Linked DNA regions of Mus musculus: region 1 is linked to region 2. Evidence: chromatin loops called from intact Hi-C (ENCODE). Cell type or tissue: gastrocnemius. All regions are shown on one strand. Each heading gives the region's core, and the rest is flanking DNA. Links, peaks and the distances in the headings are about the cores only.

Region 1 (11,422 bases), core at 1,535-9,534, 76 kb before region 2:
ACTCAGAAATCCGCCTGCCTCTGCCTCCCGAGTGCTGGGATTAAAGGCGTGCACCACCACGCCCGGCCTTAAACATTGTTTTAATTGCAAAAGAACACTATTCAAAAAAAATTAAGAAGTGTTTTGTTTGGTTTAGTTTAAAGTCGGGCATCAAACCCAAGGACTCTTGTAGCTAAGCACCCACATTTTCTCTAAAATACAACCCAGCATACACCACACTTTTTAAATGGAGAAGTAGAAGTGAAAAGTTCATAATTTACCTGGTAGATTTCAGCTTGAATATCTGAGATCTGTTGTAATCTGGAAAAGTTCACAAAGCAAGGAGCCATTTTCTTAGATACATCTAACATCTCCTATGGTAAATAATCAGGGAAAGCATAGAAGTTTCAAAGTTAGCACACCGAGATACAACACAAGGGACTAAAACGATAGTATGTTCACAGCTGCAGCTAACATAAAGAACATATTAAAATCTGTTTTTATTTTTGATGAGGACTCATGCAGCCCAAGCTAGCCTTGAGCTTGCTGTACAGCCAAGGATGTCCTACAACTTCTAACCTTCACACCTCTATTTTCTAAGTGAACAGCATAACACCATGTTTGTGTGTATGTGTGTGTGTGCACAAGACAGACAGACAGACAGACAGACAGATACACACATATGCAGAGAGAGAGAGAGAGGGAGAGAGAATGTTTTGCATATCTGTGTGCTGATATTAAAGGGATGTCCCACCAGTGCCCAGCTGGATTAAATTTTTGATGGTCATAGTGTCACTCTCCATGATCCATCTGTCCTCTGTACTGGCCAGATAGGATAGTTAAAAGGAAATGTGTTGTAAACAACCACCCCTGCATCTTTTAGGTCCTTGGTTGTGTTGCTAATTTCTGCAATTCCTCCTAGGATGTAATACTGTCTTTGATTCACTATTTTTCCTGGTAGAGGCAACTTCGATGTCTTCCATTTGGCCTTTCAAAACATAATAGCCCTCACTCCACAAGTCAGGAAACCAATATGGGAATTCTGCCGACTTCTAAGTATATTTATCCCAAATATACATTCTGGAACTGGGGAAATAACTACAGGATAAGTTTGGGAACTCAATGGACCTAACAGTGAGTTGGACTTCAGCCAAAACTCCATTAATCACCTGACCTCCATAAGCATTTAATTTTTGGGCTCATGCTTCCATAAGTTAAGAGTCTATGAGTCTATGACTATCTTGACAGACAGCATGGTTGCAGACAGAAATAGCATGGGAGAAGAAGCTGAGAACTTACGTGTTGAGAGATAAGCATGAGGCCAAAAGAGCCTCCAAGCCCACGCTCAAAGACAAACATCCTCCACCAAGACCACATTTCCTAATATTTCCCAAACAGGTGAAATCCTTCCATCAAATGGGTACTAGGTATTCAAATATATGAGTCTATAGAGGCCATTTTCACTCAAAGCACTACAGTATACATATGATTAAAATCAGATGCTATAGGAAGGAACATGGACACTAGAAGAAAAGAATGTTTGACCTAATCTATCAACCAAAGTAGAGAAACAGGACTGGAAAGAAAGCTGGCTTGGCATTTAAGAGCATTTGTTGTTCTTGCAGAGGACCCAGGTTCAATTCCCAGCAACCACATGGGGGCTTACTCCAGTTCCATGGGGATCCAATGCTTTCTTCTGACCTCCATGGGCAACAGGCATGCACATGATACACATACATTCATATATATATAATAATCATTTACAAAATAAATATATCTTAAAAAAAAAAAGAGTAGAGAACCACTCAAACCATGCCTGTATGTAAACAATTCCTTCCTTTAGAGCTCAGGCTATAACCTGGGACCTTTGTAGTGTTCTGCTTTCAATCTTGATGCTATATCTCTCTATATTCTGTGTTATTCCTTCCCTCAGAATAAAGCTGTTTTCAATTCTTTAGATAAGAGGCCAGGAACCTAAATCTTTCTAGCCCAGACCCCAATAGTAACATAGATTGGGTTAGACTAGCTAGCCAGCAAGCCCCACCTGTATCTGGCCCCTAGCTCTAGGACACGCACCATCACATACTGCTTTTACTTGGGCGTTAGGGATCTAAATTCAGCCCTCCATATGGTTGACACGAGAGACTTGGGAGTCTTAGGAGCTGGAAGCAGGAAGATGGCTCAGTGTTCAAGGCTAGCCTAGGATAGAGTGAGGACACCTCTCCATTAAAAAAAAGGAAACACCTAAAAAGACTAAAAAATCTTCCAGTATCTCTCAGCAAGCTGGAAGAATTAGATCCCATTACCCTCTCCTCTTTGCCATATCATCTTATAAAGTGAGTTAACAGCCAGGCATGGCGGTACACACCTGTAATGCCAGGGATAGTGAGTTACAGACCATCTAGGGCTACACAGCAAGACTCGGTCTCTAAATAAATAGTGCTAAAATAATAAGGGTGAACTGTGATGGCATTACGCTGTGAAAGATTTTGGCCTTTTCTTGGAGGCCCAGCATTGCTTCATACATCACCTGGTTGCTATGAGAACAAAGTTAAGCCCCCAGCCCACAGGAACAAGGTCCGGATGCCCTTTGGCTGACATGTAATCTTACTGTTAATGTTTGAATGACCCAATCCCATACCTTTGTTAAAATTCCTCGCATCCCTATCCCTTTTTCTTTTACAAAAACCCCTAGCTCTGGAGACTCGGGGTCGACTCCCCTGCCTCCTGTGTGAGGTACGTGTCGGCCCAGAGCTCTGCCAATAAAGCCTCGTGTGTATTGCAACAAGAAGGATTCTTGTGTGTTCGTGGGTGCACCCTATCCCTGGACTAGAGTAGGAGTCCCCATATCGGGGGTCCTACAGAAGAACTGTATTAAAGGGTCGCAGCCTTAGGAACACTTGTTCTAGAGGTAGTGTCACTGGAAGAAAAAAAAAGTGGAGCGCTGTTCCATCTCCCACAAACCGTCCTGGGATAACCCGCAGGCACTCAAAACAGAGTGCTCAGTCACTCAGTGCACCAGCCACTCAGTCCCTCACACTCGAAGAACCCACGGGAGTATGGTCACAGTCCTCAGCTGGCTCACTCACGCCCGCATAACCAGGACCACCACCTCACAGCAGAATTCTGTCGCCACCTTGATGACGCCATCGCCGCCCCCACGTACCTTAGTGACTATGCCCGAAGCTACCAAGTGGTTTAGCAGTAACCCAGCTGCAGTCTGCGAGGACGCTGGGTCCCACGGGTTGGCGGCCGCCATGGCTTCCGCACACCTCTGGAACTGGCGCGAGGAGTGAGGGGCAACACCGCGAACAGGCGCGCGGTTTGATGATGTCACAGGGCGTTCCTGCCCGGGCGGAAGCCCTGGGAGCGCGTCTCAGGCGAGCGCGGGTCCCCGGTGTTCCCTGGCGGAGTCTTCTTTGCACTGAGCGGTAGGAGGCGAGTCTCAAGCTCCCTGTTCCGGCAGCAGCTATCGGAGGCTCCCTGGCCCTTAGCTCTGCTGCCAAAGCATCAGGACCTTGTGGTAGCGCTGCCTGCTCGCCTGTTTTCTCCTTGCCACTCTTGGGCTGGCCCCAGGGAAGTAGGGATAGGCAGAAGGTGACAATTGGGACAGGAGACCCAAACGGGAGATTTAGCGACGACTGTATGTCTAGACTAGGCGGTGACAGCTATGCTTCTTTTCCTGCAGGGAACTGAGCCGTGGCGCTAGGATGGGTAACAGTGCTCTCCGTGCTCATGTGGAAACAGCGCAGAAAACTGGTGTCTTTCAGCTTAAAGACCGTGGTCTGACCGAGGTGAGACCTGAGGGGACCGGACCAAGAAACTAAAAGGGCTAGGGTTGGCGGGGTGGCGAAGACTATTGGTGCAGGATTTTTCCAAACTGTGAGCTCCTTTCTCCAGTTCCCCTCAGAGTTGCAGAAGCTGACAAGCAATCTTAGGACCATCGATTTATCCAACAACAAGATTGACAGCCTACCGCCTCTGATAATAGGAAAGTTCACTCTGCTAAAGAGCCTCTCCCTCAACAACAACAAACTGAGTATGGAATTTGTGTCTGGGCAGCTTTTGCTAGTAATCAGCAGTTATGAAGGGTGTTTTTCCTGTTAGATGATTTTTGTTATGAAATCATTTTAGGGGATGCAGAATGTTAGAGTATTGAAGCTTTAATCTCTTGTAATTAAATATAAAAGCCTCTTTGGGTGGTATAATGATTATTACTAGGTTAATTTGGACCTGGAAGACCTTTGGGAATCGATATAAACAGTTATCTAATTTCGGGGCAGGGTGGAATGGGAGGATCTTTTAAACTCCCTCAGATCGTTTTTAGAATACAGCTAAGCAAAAGGAACCCCTTACACACATACACAATTTTCTGCATTTTGATGGCTTCTTAACCTCCCAAACAGTTTGTGAAACCTAAACATGACCTGTGAGAATTCTATGTAAGAAGCCAGACCTGGTGACTTAGACCTACAGTAGCCCCAGCTACTCAGAGGTTGAGGCAGAAAGATCTTAATTTCAAGGCTATCCTAGACAACTTAATGAGATCCTGTCTCAAAAACAAGATGAAGCAGGCTACCATACTGTCTTTTTATAAATGTCATTAATTCTATCGGATTTGTTTTTTAATTTCTTCTTCACCAGCTGTTCTACCTGATGAATTATGCAATCTGAAAAAACTAGAGACACTAAGTCTCAACAACAATCACCTGAGAGAGCTACCATCTACCTTTGGGCAGTTGTCTGCCCTGAAGACGCTGAGCCTCTCTGGGAATCAGCTGGGAGCATTACCCCCCCAGCTTTGTTGCCTGAGACATCTAGATGTAGTAGATCTCTCTAAAAACCAGATTCGGAGTATACCTGACACAGTTGGGGAGCTGCAGGCCATCGAACTCAATCTCAACCAGAACCAGGTCCATACTTTGTGTTGTTTTGCCCCTCTCCCCAGTGTATGTTTGCATTTATGGTCTTCTGATTTCTTGTTCCTTAAACGATAATCATGGAGTTGGAAATTAGAAGCTAAAAGATATATAAGGTGAACTTACTCCAATGCCCAGAATCATGGAGTGGGTTGATAGTGGCTGTGTAATTGTGTTGAAAGTGTTTTGAGGAAGGAGTAACAGGGTGAGATAATTACACACACACACACACAAAATTAAACCTATCGAAGGTTTTACAGATATTTTCTTTTCACACCCATTATTTAGTGAGGAGCCGTGTCAGGGGTGATATAGTGTAGGAATGAGACCTGTACCCATAGGATCTGAGAGTCAGACGTTAGAAATTGTTGAGAAATCCATGTGATAGCTGTTCTGGAGCTACGTTATAATTGGACGACTTTACATGTGAAATGTTTTGAAGCTCCTTGGTTAACATTAGTATGGAGATGGTGCTCTGCTTCAGATATGAGGCACAGTGATGAAACATTTGAGATTCGGTAGCCTTGAGTTTTTAGCATTTATGTATATGTACATTATGCATGTATATTAGCTACTATGTTCATGTTATTACTGTGCTAAATTGTAGTTAGCATAATATTCAGCCTTTGAGGTTGGTTTTGTCTTTTTCCTGAGATTTCTAGGAAAGAACTGTCATTGGTATTCGTTGAATAATTCCACATTCCCTACTACTAGACCAGTTTCTCAGACCTTACTTGGATAACCTGGGGACCTTAAGGTCACCTAAGTGTTTGATTCAGTACGTGAGAAGTCTAAGAATCTGCAGAATCTGCATTTTCTGTAAGTTCCTAGGTGATGGTTTGAGATGCAGGTAGTCAACAGAATTTAGTGACCAGAATTTAGTTTTAGTGAAAACTGTAGATACACAGCTGTATTCGAGATTAGTACACAGGACTGTTGATACAGATTTTGAAGTCACAAGTGAAATGGTTTTAAGAATGATTGTTTTCTAGAAGGTTCTAAATGTTAAATAGGAAGCATTAGGAATTTATTTCTGCTTGAATATAATTATAAAGAAATAAAAAGGGTGGTGGTGATGCATGCCTTTCATCCCAACACTCAGGAGGCAGAGGCAGGGAGATCTCTTAAGTTAGAGGCAAACTTGGTTTACAGAGCAAGTTCAAGGCCAGTGCTTCAGAGAAATTCTGTCTCAAAAAAACAAAAAGAAAGCAAACAACAAAAAATGACACCCCCAAAAAATTTTCAGGAAAAATTCAGAAGTCATGCACTAGAGGGAGCCTCAAGAAATGGGTAGTCCAGGCAGATGCTGCAGTGTGGGAAGCATGACTTTGGCTTCAGCAGAGTGGTAGGTATCAAGATGTTCATGTGGTTGTTTCTGAGTGGCAGCTTGCTGGTAAGCTTTTCCCTTAAACTTACATTATTTCCTACAATAAATACACAGTGCTTTTATTATTGGTTTTTATTTCTGAAAAGCTACTGGTAACCTTCAAATAATTTGGAAGTGGAGGAGTAACAGAAGGTATGTTACAGGCTTCTGTGCGAGTAGGTAGTGAGAAAACGGAGGCGGTAAAAGAAAAACTAGGACACAGTCAAGAGCTGTTTCAGTGTAGTAACGTGGCCATTATGCTCTCTGTCCTCTTACTGTTTGGTTGTTGACAGATCTCTCAGCTCTCTGTGAAGATATCCTGCTGTCCTCGCCTCAAGGTCCTCCGGCTGGAAGAGAACTGCCTTGAGCTCAGCATGCTTCCACAGAGCATCCTCAGTGACTCCCAAATCTGCCTGCTTGCTGTGGAAGGCAATCTCTTTGAAATAAAGAAACTTCGAGAACTAGAGGGTTATGATAAGGTGTGTATTAACATCTTTTACATTTTTAGTGCCTGCTCCAGAGAAAAAACTAATGAGATTAAACTTAAGTGATGTCTACAGTTAGCATTTGACAAGTTTGTTTTGGAGGTAGCTCTAAGACTTGGCCAGACTGTATTGTGCCAAGTGACTTTCTCCACATATTGATTATCGCACTGCATCTTTTGATGTTTCCTAGCCAAAAAAAAGAGGCAAAAATTAATGAATTTAAGTAGATTTTGCCAGGTTTGGAGCAGGGTTTTAATCCTAGCACTTGGGAGGCAGAGGCAGGCAGATCTGAGTCCAAGGCCAGCCCAGGGCTACATAGTGAGATTCTGCCTTGAAAAGGAGTTAGTTTTGTATGAAATTAATCAAGTCAAATTAAAAAGAAAAAAAAAACATAAAAACGTAAGTCAAAAAGTATCCCTGGGGGAGGGGGGGCTGGAGAAATGGCTCAGGAGTTAAGAGCACTGACTGTTCTTTCAGAGGACCAGGATTCAATTCCTAGCCCCCACATGGCAGCTCCCAACTATCCATAACTCCTGTTGCAGGGGATCCAACACCCTCACACAGATATAGATGCAGTCAAAACACCAAACTACGTAAAATAAAAATAAATCATTGAAAAAAAAAGGATTCTTATATTTGTCTACACCAAATGCCATATGTATAATTTTCTTTCATGTTTTTAGTACATGGAGAGGTTCACAGCCACCAAGAAGAAATTTGCATGATATTCTCCAGGATCATGGGACAGACTTGGAACCTCTGTTGAAATCTGACTGAGTCAAAGGCTCCTGATGTTGGATACACTGCAGAGAACATTTTACTTAATGACTTTTTCCTTTTTAGGACTATGTCAGATAAGCTGAAGGAAAGGGATTTAGGAGTAGGAGACAGGAAGAACCCTTCATCTTGAGCCGTGTAGGTCATGGCCAGTGTTGATCTTCAAAACTATCATTAGTTGGGCTCTAAGGAACCTGCTGTTCATGAAGGGAGGAAATGCTGCTTGCCATAGCTGGAGACTTTGAGTTTGCGAACTGTCAGCTTTCATAAAGTCTTTCCCATCACCTCTGTGTTAATACTTCATATTTTTTATGAAATTCTAATTTGTGGGAAACGTATGACTAAGGATGAATGTGTTTGTTCCTGTACACTAACTCAATAGCAGTGTTTACACTTGGAACTTAGGATGTACCTAAATATGTAGCTGTCTTGAAGAGACCTTTGTCAAAGGAGCACCAACACAACAGCCACCGAGAATGTTCCCCAAGGCTGCAGTAGCAAATTTTTTTTTTTTTACTATTGCAGGTGCCTTATTGGTAGAAGGCTCTGAAAGAGCTAAAACTATATGCAAAAATTATACAAAATTTTTGTTTTTAGACAGGTTTTTGCTATGTAGCCCAGGCTGGCCTCAGACTCAAAATCTCCCAACCTCACACCTCTCCCCTCCCCCACATGCTGGGATTGTAGGCATGCGCTACACTCAGCCTACTTGTAGGATTTTAAATTAATTTTAATAATCAAGATTTTCCTGAAGCTTTGTTAAAAATCATGTGCTATTTCTGGTAACTCCTCCCCCTTTTGTATTTATAACTGTACTAATCAGATTACCTTCAAGAAAACCATTGCTACAATATTTTAAAATAACTTATGTTTATCATAGTTACTCTCTGAATGAGAGAATATTCTAAATAAAATATTTTTAATGAACTTTGTCTGGAAGTAATGTTAATCAATTAAAGAACTTTTAACCTAACCTCCATGGAGATCCCAACACCCTCTCTCTTTGCTCTCTGAAAGTAAACTGGGTACCATTAAAAAAAAAAAAAAAAGAAGCCTGTCTCAAAAAAGCCAAAAAGAAAGACAGGAAAGAGAAAATTGGGATATATTTCACACTCTTGTTTGGTTTTATGGCAATGAACACCTTTGCAGCCATGCAGACATTTCTGAGGAACTGGGAATTGTGCTTAAGAGAATGTGAAGGTACAGAGACAGGATTTCAGATTGTTACTGGTAAGAACGTCGTGAAGCTATCATAGAGATTGTTTTCTGAAGTCTTCTGTCTGAACAGTGCCTTTCACTAACAAATCTGAAACTATAAATAACTTACATGTGTCTGTAAGAATCAGCAAGTAGCACCTTTTTCTTTAGTCTCAGTTGTATGTCCAACCATACCAAATTATACTGCTCCAGAATGCCTTCCTGTTAGTAAGTCAAGACATGCCATCTCACTTACATGGTGCTGACCCGTATCTAAGCTCCTTCCCTTAATCTAATCCGAATTAGCTGCTCCCCCATTTGCTGATAGAATACTTTCCACATCCTATATTTATCTCTCTTGCTAATCTGAAGTGCTTGAGGTTAAAAAACCATATAAAGGGACTGGAGAGAGAACTCAGAGATAAAAAGTACTCGTCCTTACAGAGGACCAGATTCAGTTCCTCCACCTCCATGGAGGTCCCAACACCCTCTTCTGGCCTCTGGGCAGTAGGCATACATGTGCTACACATACATACATGCAACCTTAACACTCATAAACAAAATCTTTTTAAAAAACAAAACAAACCTACCCAATATGCCTTAAATTTTAGTTTGGTTTGGAGTCAGCTAGTACATGGAGTTAGATCACAGGCATTGTACTTGGAGGAATCAACATATAGATCCTTTGCTACTTAATAGCTTCCTGGGCAACTTACTCTCATCTGTAAATATAGGGAATACCTCTCACTTCTCAAGTATGTATTATAGAGAGAAGATACATAAAAGTGACACAGCAGGAACTCAGTGAAACAAACAAACCATTTATCTTATCTATAGAGGAAAAAAAAAAGATCAATCAATGACTTCAGGATAAGGAACCTGAATATCAATATGAGAAATAAATTAGGAACCTAATTAGGATAACTTGGAATTTTAATTAAGAGCATCCAGGAAAATGGCATTCAAATAGCTTTTGCTTTTTATTTTCATTACATTTTTTATGTATATGTGTACACAAGCTTGCATCCACTACAGCACATGTGGAAGTCAGAAGAATACTTTTAGGAGTTGGCTTGCTTCTTCTACCATTTAGGTCCCGGAGGAGTTCAAACTTGGGTTGCCAGCCTTACCTGCTAAGCCATATTATTGGCCATTTTGGTTTTTGGGTGGTGTTTCACATATTCCAGGTTGTCCTGGAACTGAGCCTGAGGATGACCTTGAGCCCCTGATCCTCCTACCCAGGGCTGCGTTTGGAGGGCAACCACCACACCTGGCTTACACGGTAGTCCAGAGCTGAATCCAGTTTTTGAATACTAGGCAAGCACTTCATGAACTGAGCGGTTCTACATCCCCAGTCCTAGAAACTTAACTTTATATGCTCATAATAAGATGTTTAACTTAATAGAAGAGTCAGAATCCATATGTGATAAGGAAAGATTAAGAATTGACTGAAGAGGGCTGGAGAGATGGCTCAGAGGTTAAGAGCACTGGCTGCTCTTCTGAAGGTCCTGAGTTCAAATCCCAGCAACCATATGGTGGCTCACAACCACCCTTAATGAGATCTGACGCCCTCTTCTGATGTGTCTGAAGACAGTTTCAGTGTACTACTACTACTACTACTACTACTACTACTACTAATAATAATAATAATAATAATAATAATAATAAAAGGCCGGGCAGTGGTGGCACACACCTTTAATCCTAACACTTGGGAGGCAGAGGCCGGCGGATTTCTGAGTTCAAGGCCAGCTTGGTCTACAGAGTGAGTTCCAGGACAGCCAAGGCTGTACAGAGAAACCCTGTCTCGAAAAACCAAAAAAGAAAAAAGAAAAATAAAAAAGAAAGAAAAAAGAATTGACCAAAGAATACATTAAAACTGAAGAAGGGATGAAATAGGTACAGCCGTATAAGTTAAGATGAAATTTGGGCTTTAAAATTTTTTAAAACGTAAAATTTTGAAGTTGGGTGTAGTGGCACACTTGATTTCAGTATCTGCGGAGTAGCGACTGGTAGATCTCTGGGTTTGAGGTCAGCCAGCTTTACATGGTGAGACCCAGTTTAAAAAAATAAAAAGTTGCCAGGTGGTGGTGGCACACACCTTTAATCCCAGCACATGGGAGGCAGAGGCAGGTAGATCTCTGAGTTTGAGGCCAGCCTGGTCTACACAGTGATTTCTAGGACAGCCAAGGCTACACAGAGAAACCCTGTGTCAAGAAAAACAAACGAAAACAACAAACAAAAAGTTTGGTACAAGATACTAGCTCTTATCTGTAATCAGGTATTGTATTCAAGATCACTATACTAGAAAACAGACCAAAAATAAATCTCCAGCTTGTATTTACTTGCTATCGTATCTCAAAAATAATGGAAGTGGTGCGCATGATGGTTCAGCAGGCAAAGGCACTTGGTATCTGCTTCTTTGCTTTTTCTCTGGAGAAGGGGAAACCTAAGATCTTTGACCAAAAAGAGCTTCCTCCAGTCTAGAGAAAATAGCTATCATTTATGACAGTTACATCTTATAGGCACTGTTCTAAGAGTTTTGTTGGTTGATTCTTTTTTTGGGGGGAGGGGGTGCTGTTTTTTGACACAATTTAGGCTGGCCCACAACTCACTGGGTAGATTGTGCCTCAGGTTCCCAAATTTTGGGATTACCAGTATGGACTCTGAGCCTGGCATATTCTAAGAAATTTCTGGGCATT
Region 2 (11,422 bases), core at 1,862-9,861:
CAGAAATGAAGCAGATTTTAGGCCACTTTATTACCTGGTGTTTTGAGCACCTATTACTTGCTGGAATGTTAGACACACCATAAGTAATTTGTAAAGAAAAATGGTTTCACACATTGCTGTGATAAGTAAGTTATTCCCTTTTGTGGACACCTATGTAACATAGATAGCTTAAGTAGCTGTAGCTTCTCTGTAAAGAGCCTGCAGCTCAGAAGCTCTCTTTAGCTTCTTGTGAGATCCCTTATTTGGCTTGTGCTGTTTTACTGAGTTTGGGACCTAACTTACTGCATCAGCACAGTTCTAAGCCTATTTTAAATAGAAACTGTATGGAAGTGGGTTAGAAAATAGATTTTTTTTCAGTAAGAACCTGCATCTGAAGAAATCAGATATGGCCACTGACTGAACATGGAGTTACATTAACAATAATCCTGGGCGGTGGTGGAGCACGCCTTTAATCCCATCACTTGGGAGGCAGAGGCAGGCGGGTTTTTGAGTTCGAGGACAGCCTGGTCTACAAAGTGAGTTCCAGGACAGCCAGGGCTACACAGAGAAACCTTGTCTCGAAAAACCAAAAAAAAAAAAAAGTAAATAATAATCCTAACCACAAAATATAACCACCCTTATTTTGAAAAGAGCTGGATAATGTAAAAATGCTCAGATAATAGAAACAAAATTCTAGACCAGTAACCCCTTTTACCCCCCCCCCCCCCAAATTGGGAGGATAGTTTAAATGTGTCTAGGATGAAGGGAAAGATAGTCTGCTACATTCCAGATGTAAAAACAAACACTAGAAGAAAGAAGCACAAGTAAGAATTTCATTAAATCCATAATGACAAACTGTTTTTTCTTTCAGACAAGATGAACCTCCCAGTAACAGCCAAGAAGTAAACTCAGATGACAGGCAGCCCCAGTGGAGACGAGAAGACCGAATCCCTTACCAAGACAGAGAGAGCTATAGTCAGCCACCAAGACACCATCGTGGACCCCCACAGAGAGACTGGAAATGGGAAAAGGATGGCTTTAATAGTACTAGAAAAAACAGCTTTCCACATTCTTTGAGGAATAGTGGTGGACCAAGAGGAAGTTCTGTCTGGCATAAAGGTGCTACAAGAGGCTCTTCAACTTGGTTCCTTAATCATAGCAATTCTGGAGGAGGCTGGCATTCAAACAATGGGATGGTAGATTGGAATTATAATGGTACAGGAAGGAATTCCAGTTGGCATTCTGAAGGAACAGGTGGCTTTCCCAGCTGGCACATGAACAACAGTAACGGAAACTGGAAATCCAGTGTACGTAGTACGAATAGCTGGAATTACAATGGCCCTGGAGACAAATTTCAACAAGGCAGAAACAGAAATCCTAACTATCAAATGGAAGACATGACCAAGATGTGGAACAAGAAATCTAATAAGCCAAGCAAGTACAGTCAGGAGAGATGCAAGTGGCAGAGGCAAGACAGGGACAAAGCTGCCAAGTACAGGAGTCCTCCTGAGGGATACGCAAGCGATACGTTTCCTTCAGAAGGCTTACTTGAGTTCAATTTTGAACAGCGAGAAAGTCAAACCACTAAACAAACAGACACGGCAGCCTCAAAAATTAATGGAAAAAATGGCACCAAAGCAAGGGACAAGTTCCGCCGCTGGACACCTTACCCTTCCCAGAAGACTCTAGATTTACAGTCAGCCCTGAAAGAAGTCATTGGCAGCAAGTCAGACACACTAGAGAAGCCTCTCTTTAATTTTAGCTTAATAACTGCAGGACTGCGCAAACCAGTTGATAAAACAAGTAATCCTCCAGTGATAAAAACACAAAAAGCAGGACCTCCTGGATCTCCCAGTCACAAAGCCATTTCTGATGGCACTGCTTTCTGTGAGGTGCCAAGAGCTTGCCCCATTACCGAGCAATCTGAGCCACATCAGAAGTCAAATAAGATTCCATTACTGAAATCCCCACTCCTTCCACTTCCAACCCCTAAATCAGGTCCTCATAAGCAAAATTTAAAGAACCGCTCAAAAAATAAGGAGACAAAGTCCTTTCCTTCTGGAGATCACTCACATCTCCTGAACACTTCTACTTTAGAAGGTAGCCATGGTTCTTCCTACACATCCAAATCACGCGGTTTATGTCCTCGTGTTTTAAAGGAGAATAAAACTGTATCAGGCACTCAAAAAGAACCTGACGAGAAGTTAAATAGCACATCACAGAAAGCCCAAGACACAGTGCTACAGTGTCCCAAAACACTGCAGAATCCACTCCCTACCACACCCAAAAGGACGGAGAACGATGCAAAAGAAAGTAGTGTAGAAGAGTCTGCCAAAGACTCTCTGAGCATCGAGTCTCAGCCACACTCAGCTGGAAACAGTGCCATGACATCTGATGCAGAAAACCATGGCATAAAAAGTGAAGGTGTGGCTTCACTGACCACAGAGGTTGTGTCCTGCAGCACTCACACCGTGGATAAGGAACAAGGGAGCCAGATCCCAGGAACACCCGAGAACCTCTCCGCCTCCCCATGTAATTCCACAGTTCTCCAGAAAGAGGCTGAGGTACAAGTGTCAGCAGCGACCAGTCCACACTCTGGCTTACTGCTAAACTTGAAGACCTCTCTAGAAGATGCGCAGGACAACAACCTTGTTAAATCTGATGGACCTTTTGAAACTGAGAGCTTTGAGGACACTAGCCTGGATGCAGAGCTTCAAAAACCTGATCTCAATAATCAGCCCCCAGGCACGCTTCTTCCCGAACTAAGTAAACTTGGTTTTCCCGCCTCGCTCCAGAGAGATCTAAGCCGACACATCAGTTTGAAGTCCAAAACAGGAACACATCTCCCAGAGCCAAACCTCAATAGCGCTCGACGAATTCGCAATGTTAGTGGCCATAGAAAGAATGAAACAGAAAAGGAATCTGGGCTTAAGCCAACCCTACGACAGATTCTAAATGCATCAAGGAGAAATGTCAACTGGGAACAGGTCATTCAGCAAGTAACCAAGAAAAAGCAAGAGCTGGGCAAAGGCTTACCCAGGTGTGTGCCTCTCATACCTGTCCTTGGCTTCTTTTAAAGGTTACCACACATTGGCCTTGATTAAAACCAAGTTCTTGTTCAACTTAAATTAAACTTGTGCCAAAAATACCCATTGTAGATGTCTGCTTTAATTCAGTATTAAGCACTGGCTGTTCCTATATGACACGTGTGATAGTCTGTCTTGACAGAGGATGCCATTAAAATGGAGGCACCTGAAACACTAATTGGACCTAGGATTACATACGTCATCAGAAATCTGTCACTTTAGTTCAGATGGACTAGAATGTGCTGTCTCTGAATCTTAATGTTTGGAACCAATGGTAAAAATTTTTGATTTGTTTGCTTGCTTGCTTTTTGGTTTTCAAGATGGGGTTTCTCTATATAGCCCTGTCTGGTCTATAGAACAGACTGGCCTCGAACTCAGAGAAGGCCTGCTTTTGCCTGAGATTAAAGGCATGTGCCACCACCGCCCTGCTAGTGGTCAATTTTTTCAACTACCTGTTGTTACTACCTTTCACTGAGCTTGTGGAATCCCCCATAGGCATTCTGGGTACTACAGAGAGGACTGCAGAATGCTTTCTCTTAAGCTCACTCAGAGCATCTTGAGATGCTGTTCTAAGTGGTCAAGAAGTGCTCAGCATAGGTTCAACTTGGAAAATCATAGTTTTTTTTTTTTTTTTTTTTTTTTTTGGTTTTTCGAGACAGGGTTTCTCTGTATAGCCCTGGCTGTCCTGGAGCTCACTTTGTAGACCAGGTTGGCCTCGAACTCAGAAATCCGCCTGCCTCTGCCTCCCGAGTGCTGGGATTAAAGGCGTGCGCCACCACGCCCGGCGGCGGAAAATCATAGTTTTGCAACGATGTAAGTGTAGCCCTCCAGGCTCAGGGACTTTACTGTTGTTGGTTCATTTGCCTTGTTTTCCTTTCTTAGTCCTTTTGCAAAGTTCATGGTCTGGTAAAGCAGAAAGCTTAGAGACCTGCTTAATGGTTGTGAGTACTTGGTAAGCTGGTTTCTTTGCTTTTAAAATGTTTATTGAAGACAAAGATCTCTATTTGGGAGGGGAGCAGTTGTCACTAATCTACTTGCATCCTTGTAGCTGCACAGTTTGGATTGAGTGCCTGTGCTGCTGCTGCAGTACTCTCTACCTCGCTCTGGAATTCGTGTCAGAGGTTGTGCTTCTTGACAGCAGGAGCCTCCCTCTGTGCAGGAGAGCCTAGCACATGTAACACTCCCCAGCCACATCTGACTTGTTCCTTTCTCTTTTTTTCCTTTTTTTTTTTTTTTTTTAAGGTTTGGCATAGAAATGGTACCTTTGGTTCAAAATGAACAGGAAGTCTTGGATTTAGATGAAGAGCCTGATCTGTCCAGTCTGGAAGGATTCCAGTGGGAAGGAGTTTCCATTCCCTCATCCTCTGGCTTGGCAAGAAAGCGAAGTCTTTCTGAAAGCAGCGTGGTCATGGACAGGGCTCCTGTGTATAGCTTCTTTACTGGGGAGGGTACTGGTAAAGAAAATGAAGCCCAGCAGAGTCCTTCACCTAATACTGCCCTGAGTGCTGCCCAGAGTCAGAAGACAGCCATGTATCTTGAACAGGAAGTGGCCCCTCTGACTCCCTCTGTCGGAACAGGTGAAAGGGTTGGAAACATTCCTACCCAGCGGCGACATAGTGCACAGTTACCGTCTGGTCACATAATGCCTGTCATGCATTCAGCCCGAGACCTGCACAGCCAGGAGAGGTCTACCCCACTGTCAGAGCGCCATGCCCAGGAGAGCACTGGAGAAGGAAACTCACTCACATCAAATGCATCTTCAGGTCATGCAGTCTCCAGCTTAGCAGATGCAGCCACTGACAGCAGCTGTACCTCTGGTGCTGAGCAAACCGATGGTCACAGTATTAGAAAGAAGCGAAGAGCCACCGGGGTGAGTATGACTCTCCATGTCTTTGCAAAGTATCTCTTGTGAGGACTTGAATATTGATAAGAAAGGCTTAACTCATTTTGACTGAGTATCTGGGGTGTGGTTTCCTTTGCTCCAGAGCAGAACTTAATGCTCTTTACTTCCCTTCTTCTGGTTTCTCTCTGGTTTTTCTCTGAGTGACTCTACTAAACCAGATGTAATGTGAGACGAATGTACAGTACCAGGAAAGTGTGAAGTCATCTCTAAAAGTGGTCTCCCAGCAGTAATTCACCTGACTAAGGATAGGCCACATCTTCAGATGTAACTTAATCTGCTTTCATAGAGTCACTTGGTACTGCTGAGTTTGTAGGACGTGTGCAAATGTTGGCTTCTTGGTTAAGCTGGAAAGTTTACCACCAGAGAGAGACTTAATAGCGTTAGAATGTATACATGAACACTGCAACACTTCCCCAGTCCCTGTAATTGCCCTAGTTAAGCCCTCCTGACCCCTCATTTAACACTTATGCTCCCCTGGCTCCCTGGTAATAACGGTGATGATGATGATAGCCCTGTCCCTAGGTCCCTTTCTGAAAAGAAAGTTCAGAAACTCTCTTTCCGGTGGTCAAACCTGTGATTTGGCACCCCCTCTCCCTAAAGGCCAATTCTGTTCTCCTTCAGACAGAGGAGGTACTGTTAGGTGATTTTAAATATACTTGAAGCTTGGAATTTAATTGGAGAAGCTGTTACCTTGAGATTTGTCATGTAGATGCTTTACTGTCTTGTTGGAAAGGTTTTCTCCAGGAAGTTAGAGCGCAGCCTATGCCAAGATGAACTCAGTAGAGTGTTCCTGGCTCTTCCGTCCCCGTGTCACTTCACCCGATGGACTGATTGCTTGGCACAGCGGGCTTTAGTACATCTAAGGGACCAGAAAGCCTTGGGCTTTCTTTATTAGAAACAATAAGTCAACTAATGGTTACGTTGTGCACAAGGCCTCTGTTGTCCTTGTAGAGATAGTTGCAATAGCAGAAGGTCATATAGGGCAACCATTTTGTCCCTCTCTTGGAAAATGACATCATACTCAGTATGCAATATTCTTCTTAGGATGGATCTTCCCCTGAACTACCAAGTCTTGAGAGAAAAAATAAACGAAGGAAAATTAAAGGGAAGAAAGGTATGGCTATATAATGTTACAGAAGAACATTATTGTTTTCGTTTTTACAATGCTGAGTGTTGAACCCAGGGCTTCATACATGCTAGGCAGGTACTCTACCTATGTCTCTGATCACAAGAAGTTGCCATGATAGCACTTCAGCCTTTTGATAATCTGTTGTGGTTTCTAATCATCAAACACTGGTCATCTGCTTCCCAGCACTTACTGTTTGTTTTGAGACAGGGTATTTCTATATAGACTGTCCTCAACTCTCATCTCAGCCTTCTGGTGCCGGGCTTACAAGCTTCATACTGCAAGACTTGCAAATGTTGTTTTGTTTTAATTGAAAAAGGAGCTGAGTGGTGGCTAAATGGAAAAAAACTTGCCAGAAGGCATGAGGCCCCTAGTTCAGTCCTCACTGCTGAGGCAGGCTCTGTCTGTAAAGCCAGGTTGGCCTCTGCAAAGCAAGATTGCAAACTTATGACACCATATCTGGTTAAAACATAGCCTTTCTCACATTGTTGTCTTGTTTTAATATTTATATATTTATGTATTTTATGTATATGAATGCTTTATTTGCTTGTATGCCTGCATGACAGAGGAGGGCATCAGATCCCATGCTTGCTGGGAATTTAACTCAAGATCTCTGGAACAGTAGTCAGCACTCTTAACCACTGAGCCATCTCCCTGGCCCCTGTTGTCTTGTTTAAAAGCAGAAAAAAAAAAATTGACTGCTTGCTCCATCTAGTTGCAGCTAAGATAAATACATGCCACCACATAGAACTGAAGGCTAAGTTATGCTGTAGACAGTATAGGCAGGGAATCTTACTAGAATTTTCCATTTGAAATGAGAAGGAACAAGTCATTTAATTAAATATTGTCCCTCTCACTTTTTTAACTTGTGACCCATGCTAGCCTTGAACTCTAGATAGTTGTGCCTCTGCATCCCAAGTACTAGAAATATGGAATTAGGCTTGTGAGACACTACATCTAGCTTCGCTTTTTATTTTTGAGGCACCTTGTTTGCTTTTCTAATGTGAATTGAGGAGTGTGTAGTAGAAGGAACGGGATCTGATTTGAATCTGATTAGATTTCTGTTCAGTATCAAAACCAGACTTTGCTCAGGGAAGCTTTAGTAAAGAGCTGTGACACCAGTGGCAGAGCAGAGCGGTGCCTTAGCATTGGGATTACATCACACGCCAAGAGAAGCGTCAGGGAGAGTGTGGTGGCACACTGGGGAGGTGGAGGCAGAGGGATCAGTAAATAGTTCAAGACTATCAGATACCTCAAACGTTCAAGGTAAAACCGGGCTATTATTCAGTTAAAGCAACAAAACAAACAGGCCAGTCATGCTGACACATGCACTTACTCCCAGCACTCACGACAGAGGCAAGCTGATCTCTGAAAGTTCCAAGTCAAACGCATAGTCCCTGTCTCCCAAGCAAGAGATACAGATAAATGAATAAACAAGCAAGAGTCTGACTATTGAGAACTATCTAAAACTTAAGTAACCGACTAGAAAACCATGGCCGAAAAGGAAGAGGAAGAGGGCAAGGACTGTAAGCCTGAAGCTCAGTCTCAGCCAAAGCCCTATGTGAGGAGCACATAGACAGCTGAAGACAGGACCAGGACCAAAGCCATATGTGTCTAGGGGGAGGGCACAGACCTTTAGATCCCTGCTGGTTCTTATTTTGAATGTTTTTGAGCTTTGATGTCAGTAAGATCCTTGAGACTCTTTCACATGTTGAGATAGAAAGACAGGTTTGTACTAAGCACATGTATCTTTGAAGACACTGTTACTAAACTGGCCTTTTGTTTTGTTTTGTTTTGTTTTGACAGAACGTTCTCAGGTTGACCAGCTATTAACTATTTCCTTAAGAGAGGAAGAACTGAGCAAGTCTCTGCAGTGCATGGACAACAAGCTCCTGCAGGCGCGGGCAGCACTGCAGACAGCGTACGTTGAAGTTCAGAGGCTACTCGTGCTTAAGCAGCAGGTAACAGCTGAGAAGTCCTAGGGACACTGAGCTGCGGGGTGGACCTTAGAATGCTTAGCCAAGTATTTTACTTTCAGATAACTGTGGAGATGAGTGCACTGAGGACTCACAGAATACAGATTCTACAAGGATTGCAAGGTATTTATTTAGAGCATGTTTGATGAACTGTTAATTTTTGTTATCTGTCAGGGCTAAAGCAAATAAGTTGTAGGAATGTCGTACATTTTCCTGCAGGTCTCCATGGTTTCATTCTGTAAAAAAACCCAGAGACTTGGATGTCTCAAAAATTGTAACAGAGCTGGGCTGAGTGGTCCAGGCCAGTCATCTCCACTGCTTAGGAAGCTGACATGGGAGAGATGGGAGACAAAGAGCGAATTCAAGGCCCACCTCATCTCAGAGAATCGGTGATGGAGCTTGGTTGTTGGGTGCTTGCCTTAGGTGTGGTTTACAGAGTGGGGTTCCAGTGACAGAAGGAGAGGGAAGTGGCAGAGATTGCTTTGGTGAGGAATCAGAAGGACTGAGTTCAAATCTTGGCATCTGTTGGTAACTGTATGACTAGGATAAGCCGTTTAAAATTTGATTTTTTTCTTTTTAAAATTTTTATTCTTATGTTTTGACAGAGCCTTAATCAGTGGCCCAGGCTGTCCCACGACTTATGGCCTAGGATGACCTAGAACTCAGTGCAGTCTACCTTTTTCAAACTGTTGAATGTTAGGATTGCAGGTGTGACCCACTTTGTACTTTCAGAAATGTAAATGTTACAGTCTGTCCTCTGTGCCCTTGATAGTTTGTACTTGTTAGACATTTTTGTTTGGACAAGTTGAAAGGGAGAATGCTAACACATTATTAAGTTAATTTTTGCACGTTTGAAATTTTTTGTTGATGTAGTTTTTTCAGGGAGGGTCTTTCCCTGTAGCCCTGGCTGTTCTAGAACTCACTCTGCATACCAGGCCGGCGTCATCATGGAGATCTGCTTATCTCTGCCTCTGTGCTGGGAGCAAAGACTCTCTGCCACCATGTCTGGCTGATCTTTTTTTTTTTTTTGAGACAAGGCCTTGTGTAGCCCATGTTGCCTCAGCTTAGTAGGTAGCTGCTCAGAACCTTTATCCTTTAGTCTCCGCTGTTCGAGAGCTGTGATTAAAGGTGTGTGCCACCATTCCCAACTTAAAATGATTTCCTAGTCTTTAAAAATAAATATTGGAAGCCAGGTATGGCAACACATACCTTTAATTCCAGCACTGGGATGTGAAGCAGATGGAGATCTGTGAGTTCAAGGCCGGCCTGGTCTAAACAGTGAGACAAAACAAAACAAATAGAAATTGACTAAGAAATAAATGACTTTACAAGTAATATTCTTGGATTTGTTCTGTGTCTATGCTTTCTGTTCTAGAAACATATGAACCTCCTGAGCACCCAGACCAGGCTCCCTGTAGCCTCATATCACGAGAACAAAGGAACAGCCGATCTCAGACATCTTTTGAGACAGCTCTGCTGCCTGCACCCTTTTTCCCGGGGTTTCTGGATCCACCTCCTTCCCATGCATCTCTACCATCCTCTGGAAACCCTCTCCAAATAACCACGTGTACTTTACAAGCCCATGGCACTGCCCCTGATTCATCGGTTCAGATTAAACAAGAGCCCATGTCTCCTGAACAAGAGGGGAATATGAATGCTTTGCCACAAGGCTGTGCTTCCAATGTGTCCAAGGAATTACTGCAAACTAATAGTAAGTAAGCTTTCATGTGAGTTCAGGGCATCCCTGAAGGGCAGTTATCCACCACTGTGTAAAGCCTATTGAAACAAAGCCATGCATGTCAGCTCAGGCCTTTAGTCCAGCACTCGGGAGACAGGGGCAGGTGGAACTTCGAGTTAGAGATCACATCTCAGCTTGATCTACATAGCAAGTTCAGGCCTGCTGTGGCTCTATAATGAGACCTTGCTCAAAAATAAAATAACTAATTATTATAGTTAGTTTTCCACTGACAGATACTTCATATAGGAGGTTTGTTTTCAAGTACTTCAGAGAATGTGGGGTTGGAGAGATGACTCAGCAGGTAAAGGTTTGTCAGCAAGCCTGATGACCCGAGTTTAAATCTCTAGAATCCACAAGAAGGAAGAGAACCTGGACCCCCATATGCACACCTGTGCTAAGACATACAGAGAAAATAAATGTAAAGACTTAAAAAACTAATAAAGTACTTTAGAGAATTCATTTAAGTTTCATTGTTCCCTGACTTTCTTGGAGCTTAATGAGTTGGCATCCATTTGACTCTTCTAAAGTGTTTCTTCTGTCTTTGTGGTGTGTGGGTTAAGCTTGGTCAACCCATTTACTCAGGAAGGCATGCACTCTGAATTTCTGAGCATTACTGCATCTATTACCTCATATGTAAACCAAGACTGATTAAAAACCCTGAGAAGCAAGTGTCATTGCTGGTCACAGGGTTCTGGTGTTTACTGGTATTAACGGGAACTTATGTGGGTTGAGAAGTAGCCAGGGATCGGGTTTTAACAGTTGAGGATAACTTCTCATAACTACAAATAATGTCATATTAAAAATTCAGTAAAAAAAGCAAACAGTCTAAATTAAATTTGTCAGCAGAAAAAAGCTAGCCAAGTAATCCTGGCACCTCATGTTGCTGGGTGCAGTGGCACAAATCTGCAATCCCGGCATTCCTTGGGGTGGGAAGCCAAGGCAGGAGATTTGCCTGCAAGTTTGCAGGCCAGCTAGCCTGAAGTATGAAGCACAGCGGCAGAAGCCAACAAGAGAGAGTCTGCCTCTCAGTATGGCAGAAGGCAAGAACTGACACCCCAAAGTTGTCCTTTGACATCCACACTTGCACCATGGTATGTAGACCTACATGTACACACTTCACACACACACACAAGTCATTGTGATTCCTTAAGCAAAACCAGTTCTAAAATCCCCTTCAGTTTTTGCTACTCACACCCTTTTGCAGTATTATGTAGGTACTGGATCTAATGTCTATGATCTGTCATGCTGAAGTTTAAGTTAGTAATTTTATGGGATCTGTATTTAGGTTTTGAAAACTATAATGCTTTGGGAAATGGCAGATGGAGTGGATGCATATATCACCTAGCCTGAAAACCTGAGTTTGATCCTCAGGATCCATATTGTAGAGAAAACTGACTTCTGCAAGTTGTCCCCTGACCTTCACAAATGACCATGTACACAAAATAAATAAAACATAGTTTAAAACATTAGAAATTCATGGAATGATTATACTGGCCTTAGTAGAGATTATTTAACAGAGCTTAAAAGTGTAGCTATATTATTTTGTTCCATATTTCCTATCTTTTTTAAGGGGGAAGGCTGCTGGAGATTGTGTGTTAGGCAAGCCCAGTATTA

The links. Peaks named below come from ENCODE experiments on the same cell type or tissue, not always from the same donor. Only the 100,000 strongest peaks of a DNase experiment are listed, where the experiment ranks them.
Region 1: it touches region 2 in a loop (2.4-fold over the local background); 6 of 42 quality-filtered maps call a loop at or near these places.

The regions. Positions count from the first base shown.
Region 1 is chr2:120,601,269-120,612,690 of GRCm38, reverse strand. It overlaps Lrrc57 (leucine rich repeat containing 57), which reads left to right and starts at 3,333. Exons shown (of 6, transcript NM_001159612.1): 1 at 3,333-3,576; 2 at 3,668-3,773; 3 at 3,880-4,018; 4 at 4,624-4,892; 5 at 6,558-6,743; 6 at 7,433-8,453. The coding sequence starts at 3,690. The coding sequence ends at 7,474. It overlaps Haus2 (HAUS augmin-like complex, subunit 2), which reads right to left and starts at 3,309. Exons shown (of 6, transcript NM_025475.3): 1 at 3,146-3,309; 2 at 261-353. The coding sequence starts at 3,238. In gastrocnemius, for the core only: CTCF peaks have their summits at 3,403 and 6,156; a DNase peak (open chromatin) is centred at 3,294; H3K4me3 peaks cover 2,167 bases; H3K27ac peaks cover 1,646 bases.
Region 2 is chr2:120,525,108-120,536,529 of GRCm38, reverse strand. Zfp106 (zinc finger protein 106) reads left to right here. Exons shown (of 22, transcript NM_011743.3): 5 at 851-3,019; 6 at 4,308-4,935; 7 at 6,013-6,082; 8 at 7,901-8,055; 9 at 8,133-8,193; 10 at 9,446-9,781. Among named protein-coding and RNA genes, the nearest start is that of Zfp106, 33 kb to the left of the region's middle. In gastrocnemius, for the core only: a CTCF peak has its summit at 6,810; no DNase peak of the experiment used is centred there; H3K4me3 peaks cover 1,132 bases; H3K27ac peaks cover 2,829 bases.